Linked DNA regions of Homo sapiens: region 2 is linked to region 1. Evidence: chromatin contacts called from ENCODE Hi-C or POLR2A ChIA-PET data. All regions are on one chromosome and are shown on one strand. Each heading gives the region's core, a stretch centred on a gene start or an enhancer-like site at or near the end of the contact. The rest is flanking DNA. Distances are from core to core; before and after follow the strand shown.

Evidence for each region. A loop is a pair of places that touch in the nucleus more often than their neighbours do. ChIA-PET counts read pairs that join two places held with the same protein, here RNA polymerase II (POLR2A). Pooled maps may share reads with other maps.
Region 2: a map of heart left ventricle shows a loop between it and region 1 (2.3-fold over the local background). The contact joins two enhancer-like sites. A Hi-C loop is called at or near these places in 13 of 168 maps with a recorded cell type or tissue (CD4-positive, alpha-beta T cell, CD4-positive, alpha-beta memory T cell, CD8-positive, alpha-beta T cell and 7 more), 29 of 37 single-sample maps with no recorded cell type and 17 of 50 pooled maps. POLR2A ChIA-PET finds 5 or more read pairs at or near these places in 24 of 52 experiments (AG04449, BJ, CD4-positive, alpha-beta T cell and 19 more).

The regions. Positions count from the first base shown.
Region 1 is chr1:35,536,502-35,543,519 of GRCh38, reverse strand. The region is part of intron 2 of KIAA0319L (KIAA0319 like); the gene reads left to right. Among named protein-coding and RNA genes, the nearest start is that of KIAA0319L, 17 kb to the left of the region's middle. RefSeq lists enhancers at 3,382-3,471, 3,522-3,571. Within about 2 kb of position 4,364, at least 9 of the 41 ENCODE cell types and tissues checked have a DNase peak (open chromatin) inside an H3K27ac peak, as active enhancers do; they include CD4-positive, alpha-beta T cell, where a contact is called at or near this core.
Region 2 is chr1:35,496,741-35,503,758 of GRCh38, reverse strand. All of the region lies in intron 3 of KIAA0319L (KIAA0319 like), which reads left to right. Among named protein-coding and RNA genes, the nearest start is that of KIAA0319L, 57 kb to the left of the region's middle. RefSeq lists an enhancer at 3,637-3,931. Within about 2 kb of position 4,303, at least 2 of the 41 ENCODE cell types and tissues checked have a DNase peak (open chromatin) inside an H3K27ac peak, as active enhancers do; they include CD4-positive, alpha-beta T cell, where a contact is called at or near this core.

The sequences.
Region 1 (7,018 bases), core at 3,115-5,614:
AAAAGCATTTTCAGGAGACTTTTTAGGTGGCATTATATCTCTGCTCTTCATGTATCTGTTGGGCACCCAAATTGAGGCAGATGACTAATGGAATATATCTTACAGCAATGAGTCTTCAACAGGAACTTTCTCCTGCCAAATTGTCCTATATTCTTAACTACATTGCAGTACAGGAAGGTAATAAATTATTAATCCTAAATCAGTCTCCTCAGACTGTAGGATAATGACTTGAGTACATGTCACTTGGGGGAAGGTAGAGTTTTCTGGCTGTTAACACAAACCATGCAAGGTTTTTGATTCTAAAATTCAGCTAGCATTGAGCAAGTCTATGGTGTCTTGTTATATCACGATTTAATTGACATAAGTAAGGCCAATCAGAATTTGCTAAAGTTGGTCTCTCTCTCAGTGAAATTAAATCACTGTGTCTTGCTTAAACACTTTAGTGAAAGATAATCATCTTAAATCCTACTATCTTGGAAAACCATAATTTTGGTGGGTTCTTTTTGCCCTTTAGAAGACCTGTGCAAATATAAACTTACTTCCCCATTTGTGTGACAAAATGAAGAGGGATGAGAAAATTAGCATAATTGGGCAGTAAATCCAACTCAATTTAAAAACTATCTTAAATTTATTCTCCTCAGGAATTCCTTAAGGGAGGAAATAATAAAACAGCAGAGGAGTTTATAAAAACAAACAACAATTGCAGGGCCGAAGCATAGCCTTTTGGCTTATTTTGGAGATTTTATTAAAATCTCAGTAATTGGAACAGCTTCTAATTCAAGGCATTGTGTGAAACTGGCAGGAACATAGTCAAGAACTATGTGTGTGGTTAGTGTTTGGACACTTTTTTATTTTTTTAAAGCCTCAGCTCTTCCCTGTGCACACCTATTTTCAGATGAACAGTAGTGAAGGGTTTGGGTCAGAATGGATAGCTCTTGATTTGAGGACCTACCTTTTGAACTTTCTTTCTGATCCTTCTTCCAACAGCTTTCCTAAGAAAAGCCCATATGGTTAAGGTCCTGTAGCCACTTTTGACTCCAGATAGTACTGGATAAGTTCCAGAGAGAGGTTGTAAGAATTGGTCTTGACTACCTGCCTTTTCATCAGCTGAGCAAGAGATAGGAGACAGAGTGGCGAAGGGCGTGGAGCATGGACTTGGGTGTCAGACAAGTCTCAGTCATGGTTTTATAATGTACTGGGTGCTGTTACTGAAACATACTTTCCATCAGGTTCTTCATCTATAAAATGGAAATGACAGTACCTCTTAACAGGATTGTGAGTATTAAATAAAATATTCATGCAAAGGGCTTAGCCTACTCCCAGGTACATAAATAAAACTCAGCAATTGTTAGCAATAACGTAAAAGTTTAATATGGTTAAATTCTTGTCTAACCGCCAGATGACCCAGCAGGCAGGAGGGTTGAGTTCTCTGCTAGCTTCTTAAACCTCTGTCCAGTGGGAGCTTTGTCTGCACATTATTAAGTATGAGGTAGGCAGCTGGGCCTTCTGTATTATTGGGGAAAGTAGGCCTCCATTCATATAGCTTTACAGGTCTGAGACTAATTGAAGCCCATGACAGAATGAATTGTATTGTGCATTTTCCGTGATTGTAATATGCCACTGAGGAGCATGATGGGCCACTTGTTTCTTCCCCCAGCTAAGGAAACATTTCCTCTGGAAGAGGACTCTGTTCTGCTGCCACGACTCCACCTTGCTCTCTGCCCTAGTTCACTTCCCCCAAAACTGATATGTGCCCATGCTTGGCAAGGCCTTGTGGTAGGCCAGGTTGGCTCTGTCTTTGGTCAGGACAGTGTTTTGACTGGGGCTGATTCAACAACACTTTTGGGTTTTGGGTTAGAAGTAGTTTGTAGGCTGGGCGCGGTGGCTCACACCTATAATCCCAGCACTTTGGGAGGCTGCGGTGGGTGGATCACCTGAGGTCAGGAATTCAAGACCAGCCTGGCCAACATGGTGAAACCCCGTCTCTACTAAAAATACAAAAATTAGCCAGGTGTGGTGGTGCATGTCTGTTATCCCAGCTACTCAGGAGGCTGAGGCAGAAGAATCACTTGAACCCAGGAGGGAGAGGTTGCGGTGAGCTGAGATTGCACCATTGCACTCCAGCCTGCGTGACAGAGTTAGATTCCATCTCAAAAAAAAAAAAAAAAAAGGAAAAAAAAAAAAAAGAAGTAGCTTGCAGAGTTTGTCCTGTGCTTCCTTCCTTCAAAACATATTTATCAGGTGCCTGCTATCCTAGGCATTAGAAATGCAGTGGTAAGACCAGGCGCAGTGGCTCATGCTTGTAATCCCAGCAGTTTGGGAGGCCGAGGCAGGTGGATCGTTTGAGGCCAGAAGTTTGAGACCAGTCTGGACAACATAGTGAGACCCTGTAACAAAAAAATAATAAAAAGTTAGCTGTGCTTGATAGTGTGCATCTGTGGTCCCAGCTACTTGAGAGACTGAGGTAAGAGGATCGCTCGAGCCCAGGAAGTCGAGGCTTCAGTGAGCCATGATCACGCTGTTGCACTCCAGCCCGGGCCACAGAGTGAGACTGTCTCAAGAAAAAAAAAAGGGAAAATTAATACATTGGTGAGCAAGACAGATACGGTTTCTGCCCTCATGAAGCTTGCAGTCTGTTAATACCTTTGCCATTCTTAGGGAACAGAAATTCCCTTTGAGAGGGATGGCATTGCTGACATCAAGATTCCCTTCAAGGAGTTTGAGGCTTCCCTAGGGTCCCAAGGTAATGCCATGACAATAGAGACCTAGTCTTCTTTGCAGAATCCTGGGAATGTAGGAGACTAGACAATTTGATGTCTCAAGCTGGTCTTAATAGAATAACCTTCTGCCAAGAATTATGTAAGTGAAGTTCCTGTCCACAAGATGGTATATCTCCAGTTTTCCTTTCTATCCAGTGCTCTGTCTCTCTCACCTTTAATAATCCACATTTCCTGAATAAGCAGTTAGAGTGGTTATTTGGAAATGTGGAAAGAGTGCTATAGCTGCAGCCTTTGCCCCCAAGTTGGAAGTGTGTTCCTGTGGTGATTTCATGGGCGTTAGATACACCCAGCCCATCAGCACTTGAAAGTCTTCTGCATTAGGGTGCTCCTGCCCTTTTGGCATCAGGTTTGTTACTCAGGATCTTAGGTGAACCATTCCAATGCTTAGCATGAAGCAAGCACCAATTATATAAATCTTGAACTTCCCTGGCCAATCACAAAAGGAAACTATAAAATGCCCTAAGAAGAGAAAGAATTATGAATGTCCCTGAATGGTGAGTTAGCCATCACAGACGCTGTCCAAAGGGAAACAGAAGCAGGGAGGAATGCCAGCCAAGGCCTATCTGGAACTCTACCCACTGCAGACTCTGCCCTAAAGATGGGTGCCCAGTGCATCTCACTTCAGTTCCCCTTTTTAAACTCCCTCAGCAGATGACAGGATTTTTAGGAATGCTCTCTTTCTTCCAACTGGCTTAACATTATGTTTTGATTCTAATCCAGCAGCACATTTGAGTTTGAAATAAATGTATGCTTATGAATTCTTTCACTTTTAGGTAATAAGGGGAATGACTAATATTACCAGACCTGGGAGATGGAGTGGGGGGTAACATTGATTCAGTTTCACTTCTGTAGCCTTAATTTCAGATTCAAGTTCACCATTTCAAGAGGACTGCCATCCTGCCTGTTAAGAAATGGCTCCTCTGTTTTTTGTTTGTTTGTTTTTGATACAGCTCAATGTTTATTGTCCTTAACTGAGGGCAACCAGAGTCAGCTGGAGGCTTATGGAAGTGGGGTGGCTACAGTGAATGAATCTTAATCAGAATAAATGAAGCAGCCTTGTAGAGAAAAGCTGAAGAGCCAGCTTCCATCTCAGAAAGTTGAGTAATCTGCATCCTGCTGGGTCAGTCTGTGGCATCTGGCCTGAAGCAAGCAGCCCCATATGCTGAAGCAGTGCCAAGCTGTCTTCTACCTGTGCATTCTACTTCATCAGTTTCTAACTGCTTGGTTTTCAAAATTGCTCTCAGCTGTGCTCCCCAGGGTATGCTTATAAGCTGCACTCTGACATTTCTCACAATGGACTTTTCAAATAACAGCGAGTTTTCCTATTACGCCTTCTGTGAAAAGTTAAAGGGAGGAGTTGGCCCCTGACCTGAGGTCTGCAGACCTGGAACAGGGTTATTTGCTCAGGATGTTCAAGGCAGAAACAAAAGTTTTCTGGCCTATCCCTGGAGACTTTCTCTGACAAGCATACCCTCCTTTCCGTTCCCAAGCTGTTTTGATTGAGCTGTTTCGCCTCCACTCTTTTGTATTTCATGTGGGGGTTGCTACCTTGGCAGCATGGCTGCCTCTGTCAGTGGAGAGGAAGTGGTGGAGAGTAAAGGCCGTATGTGTACGATATGTTTCCAGGGCTTTGCTGTGTCCCTGTGGGTAGTGTGTGTGTGTCAAAGAAAGAGAGAGACACTGAAGAACATTTGGGTGTTCTTATTTCCCTGCCTAGAATTAATACCATTTTTTGAAGCAGCAGAGAAATGTTGCCATTATACAGATGAGGATAAGGAAACGCCAGTTTCCGTGCAGTTAGAGATAGTCTATACTAGATAATTTGGCAGTCAGGAGTGTTGACCAATTTGCCCATATTTTCATTTCTGTCAGTAGAATGTGACTTACAATTAACTTGAAAATGGAGGTATAAGAAAAAAACACAAGTAAAAACACGTCAGAAAAATGAAGTCTATTAAAAGCCACATGATTGCCATAAATAAACCAAACAATATGAAATTACCCGAATGTCAGTGCCACATTATGGTGTTGACTTAGATTACATTCTCCTAATATTTGTGGTCTCTGGCTCTTTATATGTGTTATCTCACATTCAGTCAGTGCCTTAAAATAAGCTAACTGCATTTTTTTTTTTTTTTTTTTTTTTTTTGAGACAGAGTTTCACTCTGTTGCCCAGGCTGGAGTGCAGTGGCATGATCTCAGCTCACTGCAGTCTCCACCTCCCAGCTGCAAGCAATTCTCCTGCCTCAGCCTCCCGAGTAGCTGGGACTATAGGTACGTGCCACCATGCCTGGCTGATTTTTGTATTTATAGTAGAGATGGGGTTTCACTGTATTGGCCAGGGTGGTTTTGAATTCCTAACCTCAGGCAATCCGCCAGCCTCGGCCTCCCAAAGTGCTGGAATTATAGGCGTGAGCCACTGTGCCTGGCCTAACTGCATTTTTGTACCTTCTCTAGGATGCTTAATTCACATTATTAATGATAATTAATATCTAGGTATTTTATATATATACTATAGATACACGCATTTTAGGTCAACAAATAATATATCAGGCTAAATAAAACCAAGTTCCTGCCATTAGAGAGGTCACACTATGGAGGCAGAGAGAGATGTAGAAACATAAAGAAGCATGATCAATTCCGAGATGTGCTATGGGAACACAAAGAATGGGGCAGAGAATAGCTGAACCCTGTTTTATAGCAGGCTGGTAAGACATGGGATGTTCTAATCCCTTTGAACCTCCTCCTCCCAGATTCATTTGAAGTGGCTTTTAACCCACAGAGCTCTTTTCACTTTTTTTATCTTAGAGGGAGGGATAGAGGGAAGAGTTTGTACAGCTCTGTAAGTCTAGAGAATAAGAGCCCTAAGAAATTATTTCTGTACAGATACAGATTGGCTTTGATTTAATTTAAATAAACTGGCTCTCAAAAATTCTAAGAATACTAACTACTCACACAGTTTTGCTTTCATTTACACACAGATGAGAAAGCATCTGTAGCTCTGCATTTTATTTGCTATAAGCAAAAAGTGGTTCGAGATATTTAAGTATCTGAAGCTTGGTTGTATTGAGTCCTCACATGTCCCAGTTCAGCCCACTGCAGTTTTTTTTTTTTTTTTTTTTTTAATGGCGCTTACATAATGCTCCAAAAAGAGAGAGTTTCAATGGGTAAATTGATATAAACTTTTCCTCTATTGGCCATATCTGCTGAAATAACACTTCATGGCTAGCTATATTATTTCCTTACTTCCTCCCAAGCCTACAATTCTGTTTAATTTACATATTTCTGCTGCGGCCCTCTAAATGACCTTCTCTTTAAAAACAACAAAACAAGCCAGAAAAAAAAAAAAAAAAAGGAAAGGAAAGGAAAAACCTTCCCAAAAAACAAAATAGTGCTCTGATTCAGGGTTCTTTGTGTGGGTTTCCAAGGGAGGTTGGTATGATTGTGCTGAATGCAAATAATTTATCAGCCGGTAATAACTGCAATGAGAAATGGCAATCAACTGCAGATTCTTAACAATACCATCTACAAGTGGGCTACACAGGGAATTGGTAGATTCACGACATCATATCTAGGTGCTTTTCTTTTTAGAAAAACAATTCTTTCTTTTTAGAACCACTTTTATGTATAGGCAAAAGTTTATCTGTTATAATTTAATACCTGTGCTTTTTGAAGTACAAAGACAGTATTACATAGAGAGGTGTGGGCTCCTTCAAGCTGTGGCTTGGAGGCGTGCTCTCCTTGCTGACAGCATTCTCCAGAGTCTTTTAGTCATAAGGTGGTGGGAGAAAAAGCGAAGCAGGAGATTCTGAGTACATCATATGCAGCAGTGTAACCCCCTAGTTACAGTTGTTTTTTTTTTTTTAAGTGCATAGCTTAATCATTTGCCTTCAATCTGCCTTTAAATATTATAAAGCCCTTGATGACTGGATTGTTTCTGAACAGGTGACTTTATGGTAGGAGAGCTATTTTCAGCTACACCAGTGATTTGATTAATACTTGGCTGTGAAAAATGCCTTTGGGCTAAACCTTGGCAGATGGGTCTTTTGAAATGGAATAGCACCTGTATCCAATTAATGCAAACTTTTGATTTATTAAGTTGTTTTAGGTAGAAGTTAAAGGCATTAGAATTGTGATAGAGTGGTTTCCCTGTTTTCACCTAGGTGACCAGAACTTTGAGGTATCTTTTTCTGTTTTTCCTTTTTCATCATTACTCAGGACAAGGGAAGGTGAATGGA
Region 2 (7,018 bases), core at 3,054-5,553, 40 kb after region 1:
GAGGCACGAGAAAATTCACATATAAATGAACCTGCGCAGTTCAAGCCTGTGTTGTTTAAGGGCCAACTGTATATGGCCTGGTAAAATAGGAGGCTTTTCAGGCAAGAGAACCATTGTACTAAAAAAGGAGATTAAAGACAGGAAAAGGGATAAATAATGAATAATCCCTTAGAGCTGTGGTTCTCAAACTTTAGCATGCATCAGACTCACTTGAAGGCCTTGTTAAAAATAAATTGGTCTTTGTTTCTTGCTCTGAAGAGATGGAAATAAAAAAGATTGCCGGGCCCCAACTCCATAGTTTCTGACTCGGTAGGTCTGGAGTATGTTCTGAGAATTTGCATTTCCAGAAAGTTCCTGGAGTGTGCCAATGCTGCTGCCCAGGGACCAGAACCACTGCCTTATAGGGCAGGAAGGTTAGAATACTGAGCACAGAGTACAGTATTAGTCTTAAGCAGGATACTTCCTTCATTGTGACAGAGAGAAAGGATTGGGTAGGACACAGCTAGGGTGGGTTTATATACTGGGTAGAAGGAAATTGTTGTAGTTCTCATCTCTTTCTTGTTTTTTCTTAAGTGTGATAGATCATTTATGGATAGTAGAAACAGAGGTAGAGGTAGATGGGATTGGGGGGAGTGGGTAATAGACAGGAAAATCAGAGGTTTAGAGAGTGGGGTAAAGGTCTAAAATAGCCATCGTGAAGGATAGAAGATGGCAAACTAGGTAAGAAAATAGAAATATTGCTGGGTAGCCTTGAAGATGGAGATCATGCATTTATAACAGTGGTACTGATCTTTAAGTTGTGTGATTCTCCTCAGTAGCTCTCAGCAACTCTGTCAAGAAAAGCCTGATAATTTGATTCATCCAAGATAGGAACTTTGCTAGGTAGTTTGTACAGAAGGAAAATGAGGTATGGAAATCGAGGTTGTTGTAAAAAGAGTGATGAGAGATAGTATGAGAAAGTATAAAAAGAGGCAAAGATAGCAAGGCGCTACAGAAGTAGACAAGTTTGGCATTTAGTGGTTACCATGATGGGAAGCAGATGTCAGAGGAATGGGTAATTGTGAGTGCTGGAAGGATAGGAGGCGGTGGTCAGAGTATGTAATATTTGAATTTAAGATTTTGGAGGTGGTAAAGTTCTGATGGCAGAATCTAGGGTGAGCTGTGGAAGAGGGTTGCTGGGGTAGAGTGGAGAAGAAGTTTATTGGAGGCAAGGAGCTCAAAGAACCCAGCAAGCTCAAAGAACGTGTTAAATGAGTTACCCATGTGGACACTGAGGTAGTCTTTAATGATGGTGATGGTGATGATGATGATGATGATGATGATGATGATGATGATGACAGCAGCAATAACTGATGTTTACTGAGCATTTACTATATGCCAGGTACCATTCAGAACCCTTTACGTGTATTAACTCTTAATCTATACAGCAAATCTTGTGAATTACTATTACTGTTCCTGTTTTTTTTTTCTTTTTTTTTTTTTCTTGAGACAGAGTCTCACTGTGTCACCAGGCTGGAGTGCAGTGGTGCGATCTTGGCTCACTGCAACCTCTGCCTCTGGGTTCAAGTGATTTTACTACCTCAGCCTCCAGAGTAGCTGGTACCACAGGGGTGTGGCACACCCAGCGACTTTTTTTGTATTTTTAGTAGAGATGGCATTTCACCATGTTGGCCAGGGTGGTCTCGATCTCCTGACCTCGTGATCCGCCTGCCTCTGCCTCCCAAAGTGCTGGGACTACAGGCATGAGTCACTGTGCCTGCCCGTTCCTGTTTTATAAATGAGGAAACTCAGGCAACACAGCTAGGTATGTGGTACAACCAAGACTTGAACCTAAGCAGGCTGATTCTGTACGGACTCAGTCCTCTTTTTTTTTTTTTTTTGAGATGGAATTTTGCTCTTATTGCCCAGGCTAGAGTGCAATGGTGCGATCTTGGCTCACTGCAACCTCCACCTCCCGGGTTCAAGCAATTCGTCTGCCTCAGCCTCCCGAGTAGCTGGGACTACAGGCATGAGCCATCACGCCCAGCTAATTTTTTGTATTTTTAGTAGAGACAGGGTTTCTCCATGTTGGTCAGGCTGGTTTCAAACTCCTGACCTCAGGTGATCTGCCTGCCTCGGCCTCCCAAAGTGCTGGTATTACAGGCGTGAGCCACCACGCCTGGCCTGTCCTCTTACTGGCCTGTCCTTTCTTACTGTTCAGGTAGGACTTGGGATGAGGAGGACTTTTGAAAGCCAGATGTCAAAGTCACCAGTAAAATAGGAAGAGTGACGAGTAAATTGGGAGATGATAGCTGCAATGAGAGTTGAAGTGGCAGCAAGATGGCAAAGGAGAAGAGGTTTTCACAGGGAGGTAGAAGAATAATGGTTTGCAGAGGACATTGGGAAGCAGCAGCAAAGAAAATACCTCCAGCATACTATAGGATAATTATGGCCCGTGAAATTAGAAATGGATAAGTTAGAAAAATGGTAGATTTAGATCTGACAGTCTCCTGGAGGATGGTGAAAATTCAAACTTGGGTCTTACAGAATTCAGGTGTATGCTGGAAGGAAGATCCTGAGGATGTGTTGGCTATAGAGAATTCTTTCTTCTAGTTTACCATTAGTGGGCAGTGGCAAGAAATTGCTGCTGGTGAGTAGGATTTCAAGACCTTTGTGGTCTAATGTGGAGAGTGGATAGACATGAGGGGAGGAATATTGAATTTGAACTATGAACCCCAGGACTGGGAGTGGGCTTTTGCTGCATGCAGTGTTGCACGGAGGCATTACAAAGCTTGGCATTACATATTGAGAACTGCAAGTATTGCTAAAAAAAAAAAAATGGGGCAAAGTGAAATCTTCAGATCCAGATAAGTTATATTTGACCTTATATATCATGCTTAGGAGCTAGCTTCTTACCCTGAAGGCCATGTATAGCTCTGGAAAGGTGGTAAGATTGCCTTGTGCATTGAGAATTGCCTTGGCATTTCTTTTGGGAGAGAACTTGGGAGTTCAAACTTCTGCTTAATGCACTAGGGAAGGGAAGAGAAAAGTATGCACTGCAGATCTCATTCTAATTAGGGATGACTGGCGAGCAGCACCAGTTTCTAGTTTGTGCTGTTTTCACTAAGGTAGGTCAAGCAACTCTGCATCCAAAGTGGAGAGAAATTGTATCATAAATTGCTTTTGTCTTGCCTGCCTGCAGAGCTGCAAAGGCATTTGGATTGTCAGTCTGCATTTTTCACTCTTTTGGAAATATACATATATTGAATCCAAAGGCAGATATTGTGGACCTTTTGCAATTCCAAAAGTAGAAAGGAATGTCATCAATATATTCCCGTTTCTCAACTTAAAGAGGGTGAAGCCTGTCCTGCTTAGTTTAAGTATTGCACCCTTTCTGTACCATGAACCTCTGAATTGTTGGCAGGAGGAGCACAGAGGCTTGTTGATTGGGTCCTGGAACGTGTACAGTATAAGCAGTTCAGCCAATTAATTGTGTACATTATAAGAATGTGTACAGCTTAAGCAGTTCTGACAATTAATTGCTGCCAATCCTGCTATGTGCCAGAGAAAAAAGTGCTTTATTTGAGCGCAGGAAATGAAAGTCCACTTAGGTATCCCTGCATGTAAGGTTTGACTGTAGGAAGACTGAAGTGTTGTTCTCTCTAACAGCATCGTCTCCCTGTTTCCAGTCAATAATCACACACGGCATTTTGACCCTTAGCAAGCCAGTGGCTTTCTGTGGAACAAATAAATGACTTAGAGGATAAATGAGCCAAGCACCCAGATAGCCATCTGCTGCCTTCTTTTTCTGAGAACTCTTGTGCTGGCTCCATGTAAAGCCTGAGCTTACCTCTTATCAGAAGATAGAGGTGTGGGGTGTGGGCAGCCACAGAGGGATAATCTTACGTAACTGATGACAGAAACCTAAGCAGTGCTGTTTCCCTTCATGTTTTGTTGTTGTTGTTTTGGGTTTGTTTTTCAGGGTTTTTTTTTTTTTTTACTTGTTTTTACTTGTTTGCTTGTTTTTGTTGTGTTAGTTCTTGGACCACAACACCCTTTCCTTATTTTTTTTTCCCTTCATAGCTACCCATTTTCTCCTCTAATCTAATAGTTCTGGTTCTTTAATCTACTTATCTAGTTTTTAGTATGTGCAGTGAGTTTGAAATTGCGTTTATTGGCTCCTTTGTAAGCTAATTTATTGTCTTAATTCATTGAGGCTGCTGTAACAATACCATAAACTGGGTGGTTTATAAACAACAGAAATTTATTTCTCACTGTTCTGGAGGCTGGGAAATCCCAGCTGAAGGTGCTGGCTGATTTGGTGTCTAGTGAGGGGCCAGTCTGCATAGACACTGCATTCTAGCTATGTTCTCACACGGTGGAAGAGGAAGACAAACTCTCTCTGGTCCGTTTTCTAAGAGCACTAATCCCATTCACAAGGGCTCCAACTTCATGACCTAATTACCTTCCAAAGGCCCTACCTCCTAATACCATCACTTTGGGGGTTAGCTAGATTTCAACATACGAATTTTGGGAGAACACAAACATTCAGTCTGTAGCACCTACGAAGCAAGAGTTGATGGGGATTTTGGTGTGGGTCCCTTAACAACTCCTTACTAACTGGCAGAACTTGACCATCTCTTGTTAACACCACAGGTGTCATCCCTCTCTTTCCTATTTAGTGGATGGTCTTAGTTTCTCTAAGGAGACTCTCAGAAGACTAACTTTTAATTAATTTCTATAAAGATAAACCCTGCCATATTCTCCAGTCTCAGCTTTAGTTGCTGAGAATTGGGATGTGGTGTGTCATTAGACCCCACTAATGCAGGAAGAAGACCCGACTAATGCCACTGCAGGAAGACATTCCTTTCCATTGGTAGGATTTTTATTAATGACAGTGGTGGGTTTTTATTTCAATACCATTGTGTCTCAAATCAAAATGTATTGAAAGCTGAATTTTTATAAACTGTTGTTTAATATTAAGTAGAAACTAGGATAGCATGTTCCTTACCAAGGAGGACCCCTATATGGATTGTGATTATGTAACCAGGTAAGTGTGAACATCCTGTGTGTGGCGTTACAGACTCCTACTCAAAATGGAATAGATAGTGATGAGAGTTTTCTTTTGTTATCTTTAATTATGACATTAATTGCTGGGCCTGGCTTACTTGATTTGGAGAGGGTAGCCTCAGAGTGGAGGCAGGGAGGAAGGGAGAAGGAAGAAGAGAAGAGAATTGGAGAGATGGAGAAAGAGAATATGAATTGAAACCTTTCATCATTATGAATAAGAATTCTTGAAGAAGAAACAGGTTTGTTCAGAATTGGTTTAGTTTTTATTATTTCTATCCAGTGCCAGAAAAAATTGCTCAAGGAAATTCCATCCAACCCTTTATTATCCCCTAAAAATTTTTAGTATTACTTCATAGTTTCTTTTTTTTTTTTCCCGAGATGGGAGTTTCGCACTTATTTCCCAGGCTGGAGTGTAGTGGTGCAATCTCGGCTCACTTCAACCTCCGCCTCCTGGGTTCTAGTGATTCTCCTGCCTCAGCCTCCCAAGTAGCTGGGATTACAGGCACCCATCATCATACCCAGCTAATTTTTTGTATTTTTGTAGCGACAGGGTTTCATCACGTTGGCCAGGCTGGTCTCGAACTCCTGACCTCAGGTGATCCACCTGCCTTGGCCTCCCAAAGTGCTGGGATTACAGGCGTGAGCCACTGCGCCCAGCCTACTTCATAGTTTCTCAAATAAAATAATTTGTTCCATGTCTCCTGTTTCTGTTTCCTTAAAAATACAGTACATAAATTTTTGAAAATGATAAACAAGGTTTTCTTTAAAACAAATTATTTTAATAAATGAAAATCTGTCTGCCTAACTTTAAAATAGTCACACTGTTCTTCTACTTCTGGGAATCTGTCTAAAGCAATAGTTTCTAAATAAAACTTTGCACACAATGGTGAGATGATACTTATTTTATGAAAAAAATGAAAGCAGTCTGTCTAATGAGGGGAAAATGGACATTGTGCAATCGTTATAAATACGCTTTTGGGTGCATGAATGGCTCTTTTGTTACTCCTTTCTCCTTTCCATTCCACCCACATGGAATACTTGTTCTTCTGTGGGTGCCATACTTTTAGAAAGCAGCTTTTTTGAAGTATAATTGTCATATCATAAACTGTACATGTTTAAAGTGTACAATTTGGTTAGTTTATTTATATCTATCTCTATGTCTATAAAACCATCACCATAAAAAGATAACGAATATATGTATCAACTCTAAAATTTCTTCTGCCGCTTTGTAATCTGTCCCTCTCACCCCCTCTAGAAAATTGATCTGCTTTTAGTCATTATAGATTTTCTGTAATTTTTAAATAAATTGAATCATACATTACATACGTATTCTTTTTAACGACTTTATTGAGGTATAATTTATATAAGGAAACATTCCTTTTAAGCATACAATTCAGTGGTTTTAGTAAATGCATAGAGTTGTAAATCATTATTACAATCCAGTTTGATAACATTTCATCTTTTTTTTTTTTGTCTTTTTCCTGCCGTACAGTTTGATAACATTTCTATCACCCCCCCAAAACTTCCCTTGTCCCCATTTATCCAAAAGTTCCTGTGTGCCATCCCTATTCCCACCCCCAGTCCTAGGCATCCATTGATCTGCTGTCTCTATAAATTTGCATTTTCTAGACTTTGCATTAATATGGAATCATGGAATATGTAGTCTTTTGTGTTTAGGTTCTTCTACTTAGCGTAATGTTTTTATGTCCATTCATGTCATAACATATGCCAGTAGCTGCTTTTTTTTTTTTTTTTTTTTTTTGGAGACACAATCTCACTCTGTTGCTCAGGCTGGAGTGCAGTGGCACTATTTCTGCTCTCCGCAGCCTCGACCTCCAGGGTTCAAGTGATTCTTGTGCCTCAGCTTCCCAAGTAGCTGGGAATACAGGCATGTGCCACCACGCCCAGCTAATTTTTGTATTTTTTAAAGTAGAGACGGGTTTTCACCATGTTGGCCAGGCTGGTCTCA